2 separate regions of the Homo sapiens genome follow, and region 1 is linked to region 2. The links are chromatin contacts, found by Hi-C or POLR2A ChIA-PET in ENCODE. All regions are on one chromosome and are shown on one strand. Each heading gives the region's core, a stretch centred on a gene start or an enhancer-like site at or near the end of the contact. The rest is flanking DNA. Distances are from core to core; before and after follow the strand shown. Region 1 overlaps RABGAP1 (RAB GTPase activating protein 1). Region 2 holds the start of PDCL (phosducin like).

Region 1 (6,673 bases), core at 967-3,466, 150 kb before region 2:
CTTGGCCTCCCTGTTGGGATTAGCAGGCATGAGCCACCGAACCCAGCCCTCCTGCATCCTTTTTTAATCAATGAGTTGCACTACCATTCACTCCATGGCCAAATTAAGAATTACAATCATCCTTGATTTCTCTCATTCCCATATAACTCACAAATCCTATTGACCCTTGTCTGTCCATTTTTCCCTTCTATCTTCTCTGCATAGCTAATACCTTAGGACAACCTCTTTCATTTTACGTAAGCCTACTGCAGTTAGTAGTTTGCCTGCCTTCTTTCTCTCTCTTCTCTTTCACATATGGCCACCATTCAACTTATAATTGCCAGTCTTAGTTGTGATCAAGCACTGCCTTGTTTTTAAATCCTTCCATGGTTCCTCAATGCCCACAAGATAAAGCCCAAATTCATAAGTATATCCTATTAGTCTTTTCACAACTCTGCTCAATCTGCCTTTCCAGTCACTTAGTCACAGCAAACTACTCAACTTTCCCAGGACCCACCATAAACTTTCAAGCACCCATACTTTGTATAGAGTGTTTCCTTTCCTGGAAAGTCATCCTCTCCTCCTGTGTATTCTTTAAGACCAACCTTAAATTCTGTTATCTCCTCTGGGAGATCTTAACCGTTCTAGATAGGATTTAATCACTCCCTCCTCAGGGCTACCATAATATTAGCATATATGTTTATTCTAGCATTGCTACTTGTTTTAGAAAATATTTGTTTAGAGAGTCCCTTGAACCAGACTGGGCAGAGACTGTTTGTTAAATTATCTTTATATCCCCAAAGCTTCAGATAGTGACTGGGACAAAATACACCTGAAATACATATTTACTGAACTGAATGTTACAAATGCAAAGAATGGAAGCCAAAGCAGTATGATTTTATCCTACTTGGATACTGAATATTCTACAAATTTTGGTTTAATTATAGAAAGGAAATCTGAATGACTTTAGCTTTATCTACTAAAATACAAAAACAAAAACAAATACCATCTGTTTTCATTATTCTGAGCAAGTGTCATTAAGGGCTAACATTTACAATAAGAACACTGCAAAGAGCCCAGTGCAAAACACAAACAATATATTTTGAAGTCCAACAAAGACTTCTAATGTAATTTAGCACAAATATGAAGACAAAAAAAGCAAAACAAATATTTATGAATAGTACAACTAAGAATTACATTTAGATTTGTGTTTATTTCCATGTACTCTACATTAAAAGGAACAGTTCTTTAGGAAAGTCCTGAATTGTTAAGGAAAACAATAAACATAAAAAGGCCAATTTAGCATTTAGCAGCTACTGTAAACATATGACATAAACGTTTGCAGGGATGGAGACTGCATGATGAATTGTTTATTCATAATTCTGCTTACATAGCAGGGTGGTACTAAAAAAAACTGGGCCCAGAGTTGTTTTGTGGCACAACTCCAAGAGGCACCCCATTCACAGCACAGATTATCTGAATGGCTCTCACTAGAACTGTAGTGTGCAAAGCCTATGCAACTGAACTTAGTAGCCATACTTGGACTCCCAAGTAAGACATATCTGGCTTTGGGACATTGCTCTGACATTAACTCTGTAACTGAGGGCAAATTAATGTCTGGGAGCCCCAACTGTCTCATCTCTAAAATGAGGATGTTAATATCTATCTCACAGGATTGTTATTAGGGTTTGATAACATTATTGGGCACTTACGTATATTTCAGGCACTGTATCGTGTGGTTTTTACAGAACTATCTCATTTAACTCTCACACCACAGTACCTGCCAAATAGCATCCAATAAGTGTTGGTATTCCTCCACCCCACTCTCAGCTCTTTCTAAAGAAACTCTGATCCACCTATTAGAGTTGAGGTTTGAAAACAATAAACTTAGAAAGCAAGTAGTTCTACTTTTCGTGGCCCAAAGAAACTCTAAGAACACACCTACTATTCATGTACAAAAGCAGCATACTGGAATAACATTTGTCCTTTCTAAATATATCAAATAAGGGCAATATCTTATACGGTAGAATTGGCTACAAGTCTGTTTCCTTGAGAGCAAAATTGCATTTATGGAACCAAAGGACAAAATGTTCCAAAGGCAAAATCCAGAGTCATTTCCTGGTCTCAATTTTCTACTTCTAATTTTATAGTCCTTGTTTCCTTTCACTGCAACAATACCAACTTGGCCCCACTTGATTTGCCAGTTATACAAAGCTACTTCAGGCAGTTTGGGATCCTTTTCTGAAGGATATTTAGGCCCTCAAGAAAACATGCTTAGGAAGGGACACTTTGTGCTTGAGAAGTCCCTAGATGATCAGAAAATTAAAGACGAATTCCTGATGATCTACAGTTTCCACTATTTTAATCCTACTGCAGTAAAAACACAAATGAAAATGGTTCAAACTGAGTAATATTGCTGAGCTTCAGTGTAAAAGCTGAGCAATTAAGAAGTATGTATGTTACTTATAACACTAAATAACCTTAGCTGTGTCAGAATACATGACACGAAATAACCAAAAGTCCAATTTGGATATTTGAAGATTTAGTTACTAATCTCAAACCTGCTTACACACTCATTCTGTGATCTTTGTTAAATCAGTAAATTTCTTTATGATTTACTTTATAAACCATGGCTGTTCTGATTATCAGTCTTTTTATCTTACTCTATGAAGGAAGAACCAAACAACATAAAGTTATCATTAGAATTTCTAGTATTACTTTAAAATAAAAAGAGGACGGGAAAGAACAGCAGCTTGTGAATTTATCCTGAAAAGTCAACTGAAGACAGGCCCAAAACATTTACAACTGTTTCACTAAGTAATGGGATTATGGATGGGTTTTATTTTAATTTTTTTATTTTAAAAATAGAGACAGGGTCCCATCATGTTACCTAGGCTGGTCTAGAACTCCTGGGCTCAGGCAATCCTCCTGCCTCCACCTCCCAAAGTGTGTTGGGATTACAGGCATGAGCCACTGCACATGGCCATGGCTGGGTTTTAGTTACTTCTCTTACTGCCTGGTTTTCTATATCAAGCAAACATTATTATAACTAAAAAAAAAAAAAAAAAAAAAAAAAAGACAAAGCCATTTCCATCTTGGGAGGAAAAGAAAAGCAAATACAATCAATTCTTCTACCTACAGTAGTCCTGACTCCATGTTCTTTCAAGCTTCTGGATCTTACCACGTTACAGGCTCACTTGTTTGTACAGGGCACTCTTAATATTTTCTCAACTATCACCTACTACACATAACCTTTCTTTTCTTCTTTAGGCAACAATTACATTCTCACACAGTTCGCTCATACCTAGATTCTAGTACATGATGAATTGTATCATGATGACGTATTTACTGATGTGTCTCCACTGCCACCACCACTATAACCCTCTTAATTAAACTGAGCTCATGTTCAGTAACTTTGCTGAATAAAAGATCTGCATTACAGAGGACAAGATTACCAGGTTCTTTTTTTCTTTTTTTTTTTTGGTTTGAGACGAAGTTTCGCTCGTCGCCCAGGCTGGAGTGCAGTGGCGTGATAGCTCACTGCAACCTCCGCCTCCCGGGTTCAAGCAATTCTCCTGCCTCAGCCTCCGGAGTAGCTGGGATTACAGGTGCATGCCACCACGCCCAGCTAATTTTTGTATTTTTAGTAGAGATGGGGTTTTGCCATGTTGGCCGGGCTTGTCTCAAACTCCTGACCTCAGGTGATCTGCCCGCCTCGGCCTCCCAAAGTGCTGGGATTACAGGCGTGAGCCACCACGTCCAGCAGATTATCAGGTTCTAAAAAAGCAGTATCAGAAACCAAATCAGAAGATTAGTTTCGGCATTACTGAGACAGAGTGACTTTTGTTATCTGCTATTTTAATAAAGTTTGGCAATTTTCTTTCATCTAAATAATGTCAATTAGATTTTTCAAGAAGAAAACTCTATGAGGATTAAAGAGTTTAAAAAATTAACTGATCTGGCCAGGCTCGGTGGCTCATGCCTATAATCCCAGCACTTTGGGAGGCCGAGGCGGGTGGATCACGAGGTCAGATCGAGACCATCCTGGCTAACACGGTGAAACCCCATCTCTACTAAAAATACAAAAAATTAGCCGGGCATGGTGGTGGGCGCCTGTAGTCCCAGCTACTGGGAGGCTGAGGCAGGGGAATGGTGTGAACCCGAGAGGTGGAGCTTGCAGTGAGCAGGGATCATGCCACTGCACTCCAGCCTGGGCAGCAGAGCGAGACTCCGTCTCAAAAGCAAAAAAAAGTAACTGATCTTTCTGCATAAGAAACACTAGTTCATCAATGCATCCCCAACCAGTATTTATAGAGTATCTTTGGGTAAGAGCTAAGATTCCCAACTGAGAGGAACATATAGTCAGTCAGATGGAGAAAATACATGTTCTGCTTTTATGGAAAGTTCTCACATTTTGATATGAGTTGTCAAAACATTTTATTACGAAAAATACCTGCTTATGGATGACTAGGTTAAAAAAAAAAGAAATATACCTCTATGTATTTTTTTTTTTTAATATATAAAGAGATAGGCTCTCACTATATTGCCTAGGCTGGTCTCAACTCCTGAGCTCAACCAATCCTCCCACTTTGGCCTCCCCAAGTGCTGGGATTACAGGTGTGAGCCATCACGCCCGGCCATACCTTTATGTTTTCTATAACCACACCATCACATAATACTTTTATTTAAAGGGCTTACGTAAAGCATTACCAACTCCAAGAAGCCTTCCTTGACCCTTCCCTCAAGCTGAATTAGGTTTCCATCCTCTGTTCTATAGCACCCTTTGCTCATCTACACCACAGCATTCATCTAACTATACTGATGTTGAAAATTAAATACGGCCAGAGAATCTCTACAGCACCTCCAATCAAGAGATATAGCCTATTTACCCAAAACTTTGAATAAGAACTGGACTTGTGACTTGCTTTGAACACGAGAATCCACGTGGTATAATTTCTAACCCACAGCCCCAAGGGCCTTACAGCTGCTACTCCTGTCCTAAGACTACCATGCTGTGAAGAAGCCTAAGACGAGCGACTACATGGAAGGAGACCCAGCCATCCTACTCAAGTCCAGTCCCCACCCGACCCACCAGATGAAGCTGTATGAGCGCAAGATTGGCAAAAACCAACCAGTCAATCCACAAAATCAAGAGAAATAGTTTTAATCCACTGAGTATCGAGGTAATTTGGAGTTTTTTTCTTACCATTTTTATTTTTATTTTTTAAAGAGACAGGGTCGCACTGTTGTTGCCCAGGCTGGTCTTGAACTCCTGGGCTCCAGTGATCCTCCTGCCTCAGCCTCCCAAAGTGCTGGGATTACAGACATGTGCCACTACAATGGGCAGAGGTAATCTGTTACAAAGGAAAGACTAACAGAAAAAAATGTAACAAGATTTTTAATTGTCATCTGCCCTAAGCTATAAGCATCTTAAATACAGGCACCAAGTCCACTTCATCTCTATTCTCATTCAGCCTTGTATTATTTTCTCTCTGGCTATGATGTTCTCCAGTTCTACTATCATTCCACTTGGGACTTACTGTGTTCTTTGAAGCCAATGATTTATATCGTTTATCACTTCTGGAAAATATTCAACTATTATCTCTTCAAGTATTTTCTTCCATCTTCACCATTCTCTTATTATAGAACACTTAAGATGGTTGGTCCTTCTCATCTTAATTTTCATGTCTCTTAAGTGGTCTTTCATATCTTTCAATGCTATCTTCTGGATAATTTCTTCAGATCCATTTTCCAGGTATTTGATTCTCTCTTCAGCCATGTGTAATTTGCTGTTTAACATATCTGCTGCACTTTTAATTTCACTGGCTCTAAATTTAATTGCAGAATTCCAGTTTTAGTTGGCTTAATTTTTACATTTTTTGATATTTTGTTCTTTTTAAATGTTTTCTAATTTTGCTTTAAGTCTTTAATGATTTTAATCATATTTCCCTTAAGGTTATACCTAATAATTCTAATGCCCAAGTTCCAGTGGGATTCAGTTCTGCTGGGGTTTGCTAACTTGCTCATAATAAATAATTCTTTGTATATATTTGTAAATTTTGGATTGTGTGCTCTGCTTTAAGAGGGTTATCTGGGGAAATACCATGTAGCCTGAGTGGCAAGTATGTTCTTCCAGAGTAGTTCTGCAATTGCTTCTGTAAGGTGCCTGGAGTATTATCAATCAAGGAACATACAAGCAGTGTAAATTCAAACTCTAAACATACATGAAGGCAAGCCTGTGGGAATAAATTCCCAGCAAGACCCTCCTCCAAATTAGTGTCCAAGCTAAGAAATGTAAGTTTCCTTATGTTCTTTCCTGTGAAGTACAGGTAGAATTTTTACCCTATCCTTTCAAGTTAGGAAGTAGCCCCTGAGTACACTTTCTGAGGAGATCTCAGCTCCAACACCTCTCTCTCTAAACCCAAGGCCTTACCTCTTGCCCAACGTAGTTATCAAAATCCAAGCACTTTGGTTATAAAGAATAGAAAATTCCTCAGTGCAGACCAAATGTCAGCCCATATGTATAGTTCCAGCTTTCAGTACCCTCTTTGTTTTTGTTCCTTGAAGACTGTCATTACTTTCTTGTAAATACAGCTAGGCAATTAAAAAGCTGTTTGTTACATTTCAGCCAGCTTTCCTAATTATTTTATAATGGAAACTTCTTAGGCTGTGTAGGTTATCATATTTTCAAAAA
Region 2 (7,335 bases), core at 3,741-6,240:
TGGAGGTTGCAGTGGGCTGAGATCGTGCCACTGCACTCCAGCCTGGGCGACAGAGCAAGACTCTGTCTCAAAAAAAAAAAAAAAAAAAAAAAGGCCAGGCATGGTGGCTCACGCTTACAGTCCTAGCTACTTGAAGGCTGAGTGGGATGATGGCTTGAGCCCCAGAGGTTAGGCCACAGTGAGCTATGGTCATCCCACTGCACTCCTCCCTGGGTGACAGAGTGGGACCCTGTCTCTAAAAAGAAAAAAAGGGGAAAATAGTAATTTAATTGTTGCTTATAGACAATCCAACATCTAAAAAAATACTCACTTAAAAAATTAAAATTAAAGGCCATATCAAAGATACCACTTTTTTTTTTTTTTTAAGAGGGAGTCTCACTCTATTACCCAGGCTAGAGTGGTGCAATCTCAGCTCACTGCAACCTCCACCTCCTGACTTCAAGCAATTTTCTTTCCTCAGCCTTCTGAGTAGCTGGGATTACAGGTGCATGCCACCATGCCCAGCTAATTTTTATATTTTTAGTAGAGACAGGGTTTCACCGGCCAAGCTGATCTCAAACTCCTGACCTCAGGTGATCTGCCTGCTTCAGCCTCCCAAAGTGCTGCTGGGTTTATAGGTGTGAGCCACTGCACCGGCCAAGATACCACTTTTAAAATTTGAAAACAAATGAGAGAGACAGAGAGAATCTGACTATTATATAAGGAAGTGGTTCTTATCTTTACTGGTTTTCTCTTCATTAATACAAAAAAACGTTGTTTAGGCTGGGTGCAGTGTGGCTCACGCCTGTAATCCCAGCACTTTGAGAGGCCAAGGTGGGCGGATCATGTGGTCAGGGGTTCGACACCAGCCTGACCAACATGGTGAAACCCTGTCTCTACTAAAAATACAAAAATTAGCCGGGTGTGGTGGCGCGTGCCTGTAATCAGGAGCGTGTGCTACTCAGGAGGCTGAGGCAGGAGAATTGTTTGAAACTGTGAGGCGGAGGTTGCAGTGAGCCGAGATCGCACCACTACACTCCAGCCTGGGTGACAGAGCGAGACTCTGTCTCAAAAAAGAAAAAAAAAAGGTTGTTTAATCTGATTTTTAAATAAGAAAGACATTCTGTTGCAACAGATGGAACACCCTGCCATACACACACCACCACCACCACCAGAGAAGGAAAGTTAAGGTGAGAGAGAAAGAAAGAGAAACAAGGGAGGGGAAAGGACAAAAGGAGAGGGAGCAGAAAAGGCACAAGGGAAGAGAAAGGAAGGGAAGGAAAAGAAAAATAAAAGAATTCAGGAAATGAAGAAAAAGAAAGAAAAGACAAGACAGATGGGCAAGCTGTTTATCTCAAACAGTCCTCATATGGTTTGGTGTCATTCAAAATCATCTCTGGACCTTTAATTCTTATAGAAAAAATAAAGTAACAGGACAAATTTGTTCTAAATTTACAAAAATATTGGTAGAAAAAATCTAACATGAGAAACTCATTGTAAGACCAAATCTTGTTTTGCCTCTGTTATGATTTGGAAAAACTGTAAGAGTGGATCAAGTCTTGGAACTCATGCTTCAAGGAATTTAATCATTTATTTTATTTATTTATCTAGCTATTTATTTATTTATTTTTTTGTGGAGATGGAGTCTCATTCTGTCTCCCAGGCTGGAGTGCAGTGGCATGATCTCAGCTCACTGCAACCTCCTTCTACCGGGTTCAGGTGATTCTCCTGCCTCAGCCTCCCAAGTAGCTGGGATTACAGTAGGCATGCTCCACTCAGCCCGGCTAATTTTTGTATCTTTAGTAGAGATGGGGTTTCACCATGTCGGCCAGGCTGGTCTTGAACTCCTGGCCTAAAATGATCTGCCTGCCTCAGCCTCCCAAAATGGTGGGATTACAGGCATAAGCCATCGTGCCCGGCCTATTTAATCACTTATATATGAATTTCATTCAGTTACTTCAAAATTTTAAATATTTTTAAAAATAGCCTATAAATCTGGTTGGATCAAGGTTTCCCTTGCTTAAAGATAAATGCTTTAGCCGTCACAAGACAGCTCATGGGTTGTTTTCCCCACTAGGGAATACCTTTAATATACTCTACTGATAAACAGCCCAACAAAAACCTTACAGTAGCGGTAAAATACCTTTAAAACTATAAATTACATACAGTATGCTCATTAAACAGAAACTTCATTATCCACATCATTCCACATTTCTTTTTTTTTTTTTTGAGACGGAGTCTCACTCTGTTGCCAGGCTGGAGTACAGTGGCATAATCTCAGCTCACTGCAACCTCCACCTCCTGGGTTCAAGCGATTCTCCTGCCTTAGCCTCCCCAGTAGCTGAGACTACAGGCGTGCGCCACCATGCCCAGCTAATTTTTGTATTTTTAGTAGAGACGGGGTTTCACCATATTGGCCAGGATGGTCTTGATCTCTTGACCTCGTGATCTGCCCACCTCGGCCTCCCAAAGTGCTGGGATTACAGGTGTGAGCCACCATGCCTGGCCCATTCCACATTTCTAACAGGAAAAATGAGTGGTTCTGTTGGATATTATTAGATAGCTAACTCATGTACACATATTCCTGACAGATGCAAGCTACATTCCCAACAAAGACATCACTATATCTATACAACCAGGAGACTGAATATATTAAAAGGTCTGAATTTGAGACCAACGTGGGCAACATAGCAAGACCCCATTTCTACTTTTTTTAAAAAAGGTTGAATATGGCCGGGCGCGGTGGCTCACGCCTGTAATCCCAGCACTTTGGGAGGCCGAGGCGGGTGTATCACGAGGTCAGGAGATCGAGACCATCCTGGCTAACACGGTGAAACCCCGTCTCTACTAAAAAATACAAAAATTAGCCGGGCGTGGTGGCGGGAGCCTGTAACCTGGGAGGCGGAGATTGCAGTGAGCCGAGAATTGCGCCACTGCACTCCAGCCTTGGCAACAGAGTAAGACTCCGTCTTAAATAAATAAATAAATAAATAAACCAGTGTCGGGCAGTTCTTTATAGCAGTATGAACTGCCTGACACTGGGTTATTTATTTACAGCAGTATGAAAACGGACTTATTAATACAGTATTCTTGAATGGGTGTGTGTTTGTGTGTGGTATTTTTTGACTCCTCTGAGGGCCTCAGCAAACAGCCTCTCTGAAAACAGGCAGGTACAGAAATTTGCAGACAATTTCAGGTGGTCCTAGAACCACAAATTAAGATCCCCTACCCCAAATTAAGAGCCCTATTTTAAACAGTGTATCTTTCTAGAATATTTTCTATGATTCAATTTACCCAAAGCTTTCTATGAGCAACTTCACGGTTGTGTATTGGATACTTCAACAAGGGCTCAGAATTTGAAATCATTTTAGGTTTTAAAAAAGTTGCAAAAACAGACGACAAAGTATGCCTGAGGAAAAAGAAAAAAAAGTTGCAAAATATCATAGTATGGCTTTACCCTGGAAGAAGAAAACAAAGTTGCAAAAATAGGATAGTGCTTCCCTAGATTCTTCATCTAATAGAATCTCCAAAAGTTCACATCTTACATAGTATAATTATTAAAACTATTGATACAATACTACTAATATGAATTAATAGGCCTTATTCAAATTTCGTCAGTTGTCCCATTCATGTCCTTTTTATTTTTCTTTTTTGAGACGGAGTCTCAGTCTTGACCCCCAAGCTGGAGTGCAGTGGTGCGATCTCAGCTGTCTGCAACCTCCGCCTCCCGGGTTCAAGCGATTCTCCTGCCTCAGCCTCCGAGTAGCTGGGATTACAAGTGTGCACCACCATGCCCGGCTAATTTTTGTATTTTTAGTAAAGACGGGGTTTCGCCATGTTGGCCAGGCTGGTCTCGAACTCCTGACCTCAGGTGATCTGCCCGCCTCGGCCTCCCAAAGTGCTGGGATTACAGGAGTGAACCACCGCACCCGGCCCCATGTCCTTTTTCTATACCAGGAGCCAATTCCGGATTTCACATTACATTCCTGCTCTGTCACCCAGGCTGGCCTCCAAGTCCTGGGCTGAGCGATCCTCCCGCCTCAGCCTCCTGCGTAGCTGGGACTACAGGCGCGCGCCACCACTCCTGGCTGCCGCTTCTTTAAAATGGTGAAACCCCGTCTCTACTAAAAATAGAAAAAATTAGCCGGGTCTGCTGGCGGACGCCTGTAATCCCAGCTACTCTGGAGGCTGAGGCAGGAGAATCTCTTGAACCCGGGAGGCGGAGGTTGCAGTGAGCCGAGATCGCGTCACTGCACTCCAGCCTGGGCAAGAAGAGCGAAACTCCGTCAAAAAAATATATATATATATTTTAATCTATGCCCTGTACTTGAGGGATTTGTGCTCTCGGGCAAATTACCGAACGTCTCTGAGTCACTTTTCCGTCTAATAGACGTGATGCGATGAAGAACCAATAAAAAACACACTTTGAATGGCTTCGGAAACTTCGAAGGGAAGTGAATACATTTTTCTTTTCTTTCTTTCTTTTTTTTTGAGACAGTCTCGCTCTGTCGCCCAGGCTGGGGTGCAGTGGCGCGATCTCGGCCCACTTCAACTTCTGCCTCCTGGGTTTAAGCGATTCTCCTGCCTCAGCCTCCCGAGTAGCTTGGATTACAGGCGTCGGCCACCAGGCCCGGCTAATTTCTGTATTTTTAGTAGAGACGGGTTTTCAACGTGTTGGCCAGGCTGGTCTTGAACTCATGACCTTAAGTGATCCGCCCGCCTCGGCCTCCTAAAGTGCTGGCATTACAGGCGTGAGCCACCGCGCCCGGCCTGTGAATACATTTTTCTTATTGCTTGACGCTGGGTCATACAATTCACTTTTTTGTTGTGCAGATTAAAACCAAAACAAAGCAATTAGGAGAGCGTTGTTGTCGAGGTGTTTTGTTCCAAGGTAGGACCCGTAGCTTCTCCCCTGCCCCTCAGCTGGGAGTAGCGGCTTCTGATTGGACAATGCGCGTCCGCCACGACGCAGGAAGGCCGCCTCATTGGTCCGCGCTGTCGGGCTTCGGCGGCTTTTCTCTTTAGCGCTCAGGGCGCTGACCCACTGCTCTTCCTCTTAAGAAAGTGCTCCATTCCTTCCGGCGCCCGGAGCTGCTGGCCCAAAGGGATCCGGAGCGAGCTAGGGCAGGTAACTGCATTGGGGTCCACCGGGAAGCGGCAGCAGCTGCGGACTACGGGAGGGAGTGGGGTTGGCGAGCTTGGGTAAAACTGCCCCTTCTTCGCTCTGTCTCGACCCCCAAGTTCTCCGCGTCTTCCTCGTCCCCTTTCCTCCTCTGGCCCCACCTCCCCCGGGCCCTTCCAGCCTTCCCCCAAAAGCTCCACACACCCCTCTGCTTCCCGTCCGGGGGCCCCGCCTCCTCTGCTCGCGTCTCCAGGGGGCCCGCCCTCGTCTCCTCCCCGCAGCGGTCCCTCCTTTAGGAGCGCAACTCCTTCCCTCCCCTCCGCCGCTGCTGTGTCCCCCGCTTGGCCCATTCCTGGGCCTTAAGTTTGGTTTTGTTCCTTCTTGGCACCTCCACCTGTCTCTCCATGATCCCTGTCTCCTTTGCATCTGACTGCTGGAGTCCTCCGATTCTCCCGTTGACCCAGGCTGCGAGTTTAGCAAATTGTGCAGCGGCATTGTGCTGGGCTTTGGGGATAGAGGTAGTGACTAGAGGTCCCTACGTTCAAGAACTCCTTGCCCGGTGGGAGAGAGTCACTTTGTAAATGGAGTATGATAGGCCCGGTGATAAGTCTTTAAGGCAGCCGCATTCCTGCTGAATTCTCAAGCAGGCCTCTGGGGGCTAAGCTGCATCTTTTCATCAGAATGCCCTTGGCTACTTCTGATGCAGAAGCCTGGTCCTTTATATTTTTAGTTTTTATTTTTTTTTGAAACAGAGTCTCGCTCTGTCTCCCAGGCTGGAGTGCAGTGGCGTGATCTTGGCTCACTGCAACCTCCGCCTCCCGGATTCAAGAGATTCTCGTGCCTCAGCCTCCTGAGTAGCTGGGAAAACAGACACCCGCCACCACACCTGGCTAATTTTTGTTTGTTTGTTTGTTTGCTTTTACTAGTAGAGACAAGAGTTTCGCCATGTTAGCCAGGCTGGTCTCGAATACCTGGTCTCAAGTGATCCTCCCTCCTCGGCCTCCCTAAGTGCTGGGATTACCTGCGCGAGCCCGGCCATCATAGTCCTTTAAACCCTTGGGAGTTATTAAAATCTTTGTATGGGCCCTTCTTTTAAACTGTCAGAATAGGTAGCGTTTCAGAGACCATCCATCCAAGCCCTCAGGGTGTTGTCTGGGAAGTTGAAGGCTGGTGACAGAGAGTGATTGCCTAGACAAATAGTGACTCAGCATTGTACTCTTGATGCCTCTTTTTGGGGTTTTTCCTGAGGATACTTAAACAATTTTTCAATTAGGCAGCAGTCTTAGCTGGTGGGAAAACTAAAAGCACAGATAAAACCACTAGTCAGTAGATTCCTCCAAGCCAGTGCAGGTGGCTTGTACACTTAACTCAGACTAGAGTAATTTATACCTCAGGCTCTTGGAGTCAGGAATCCCTGGGGTCTGGTCCCAGCTCCGTCATTCGCTGTTAAGCTTGGTGAAGACTCTTCCTTTATCTGAGCTTCAGTTTTACCTTCTGTTAAAGAGTGTGATAAGCCCTAACACACAGGGTAACGGTAGGGATTTGTTAAGATTTTGGTTATGAAAATAATCACTTTAGTGTCCTGGAAATTGTAGGATCTCAGCACAGGCGAGCCCCCTATGCTTCAGATTCATGTCTGTCTGGCTCAAATCAGCAAAGAACCTGATATGCTTTCTTTTTCCAGACACCATGACCACCCTTGATGATAAGTTGCTGGGGGAGAAACTGCAGTACTACTATAGCAGCAGTGAGGATGAGGACAGTGACCACGAGGACAAGGACCGAGGCAGATGTGCCCCAGCCAGCAGTTCTGTGCCTGCAGAGGCTGAGCTGGCAGGCGAAGGCATCTCAGTTAACACAGGTACTGAGAAACCCTGGGCTCTGGGAACAGGCTTAAAAAATGTACATTAAATACATATTAATTAAATACATATTAATAAATTAATTCTCCTGATCACTTTTAACTCTGGTCCCACTTTCAGAGGTAACCTAGTCTTTTCATTATGTGTGCTTCTAGCCTTTTAGTGCACAATACAAATGTATGTGCATAGCAGCATGGTAATGAACACAGACTGGCCTGGATTTGAATCCTGCATCTCGTATTAACAGTTTGATATCTCATAAATCACAAGTATGAGTATATGGGTAGTGCAAATTCCTAAAAATGGCATATTTACACTTGTACATTTTAATATTGTCAAATTGCTGTCAGTTGAGTTGAGGTGGCAGTAGTT

The links. Hi-C counts contacts between places; a loop is a spot of excess contacts on that map. ChIA-PET counts read pairs that join two places held with the same protein, here RNA polymerase II (POLR2A). Pooled maps may share reads with other maps.
Region 1: a map with no recorded cell type shows a loop between it and region 2 (2.0-fold over the local background). The contact joins the enhancer-like site here to the promoter of PDCL in region 2. A Hi-C loop is called at or near these places in 1 of 168 maps with a recorded cell type or tissue (CD8-positive, alpha-beta T cell), 14 of 37 single-sample maps with no recorded cell type and 3 of 50 pooled maps. POLR2A ChIA-PET finds 5 or more read pairs at or near these places in 2 of 52 experiments (activated CD8-positive, alpha-beta memory T cell and activated T-cell).

What each region holds. Positions count from the first base shown.
Region 1 is chr9:122,970,799-122,977,471 of GRCh38, reverse strand. The region is part of intron 2 of RABGAP1 (RAB GTPase activating protein 1); the gene reads right to left. Among named protein-coding and RNA genes, the nearest start is that of RABGAP1, 33 kb to the right of the region's middle. Within about 2 kb of position 2,216, at least 2 of the 41 ENCODE cell types and tissues checked have a DNase peak (open chromatin) inside an H3K27ac peak, as active enhancers do.
Region 2 is chr9:122,826,243-122,833,577 of GRCh38, reverse strand. PDCL (phosducin like) reads left to right here and starts at 4,990. Exons shown (of 4, transcript NM_005388.5): 1 at 4,990-5,107; 2 at 6,786-6,962. The coding sequence starts at 6,791. RefSeq lists an enhancer at 4,794-5,088.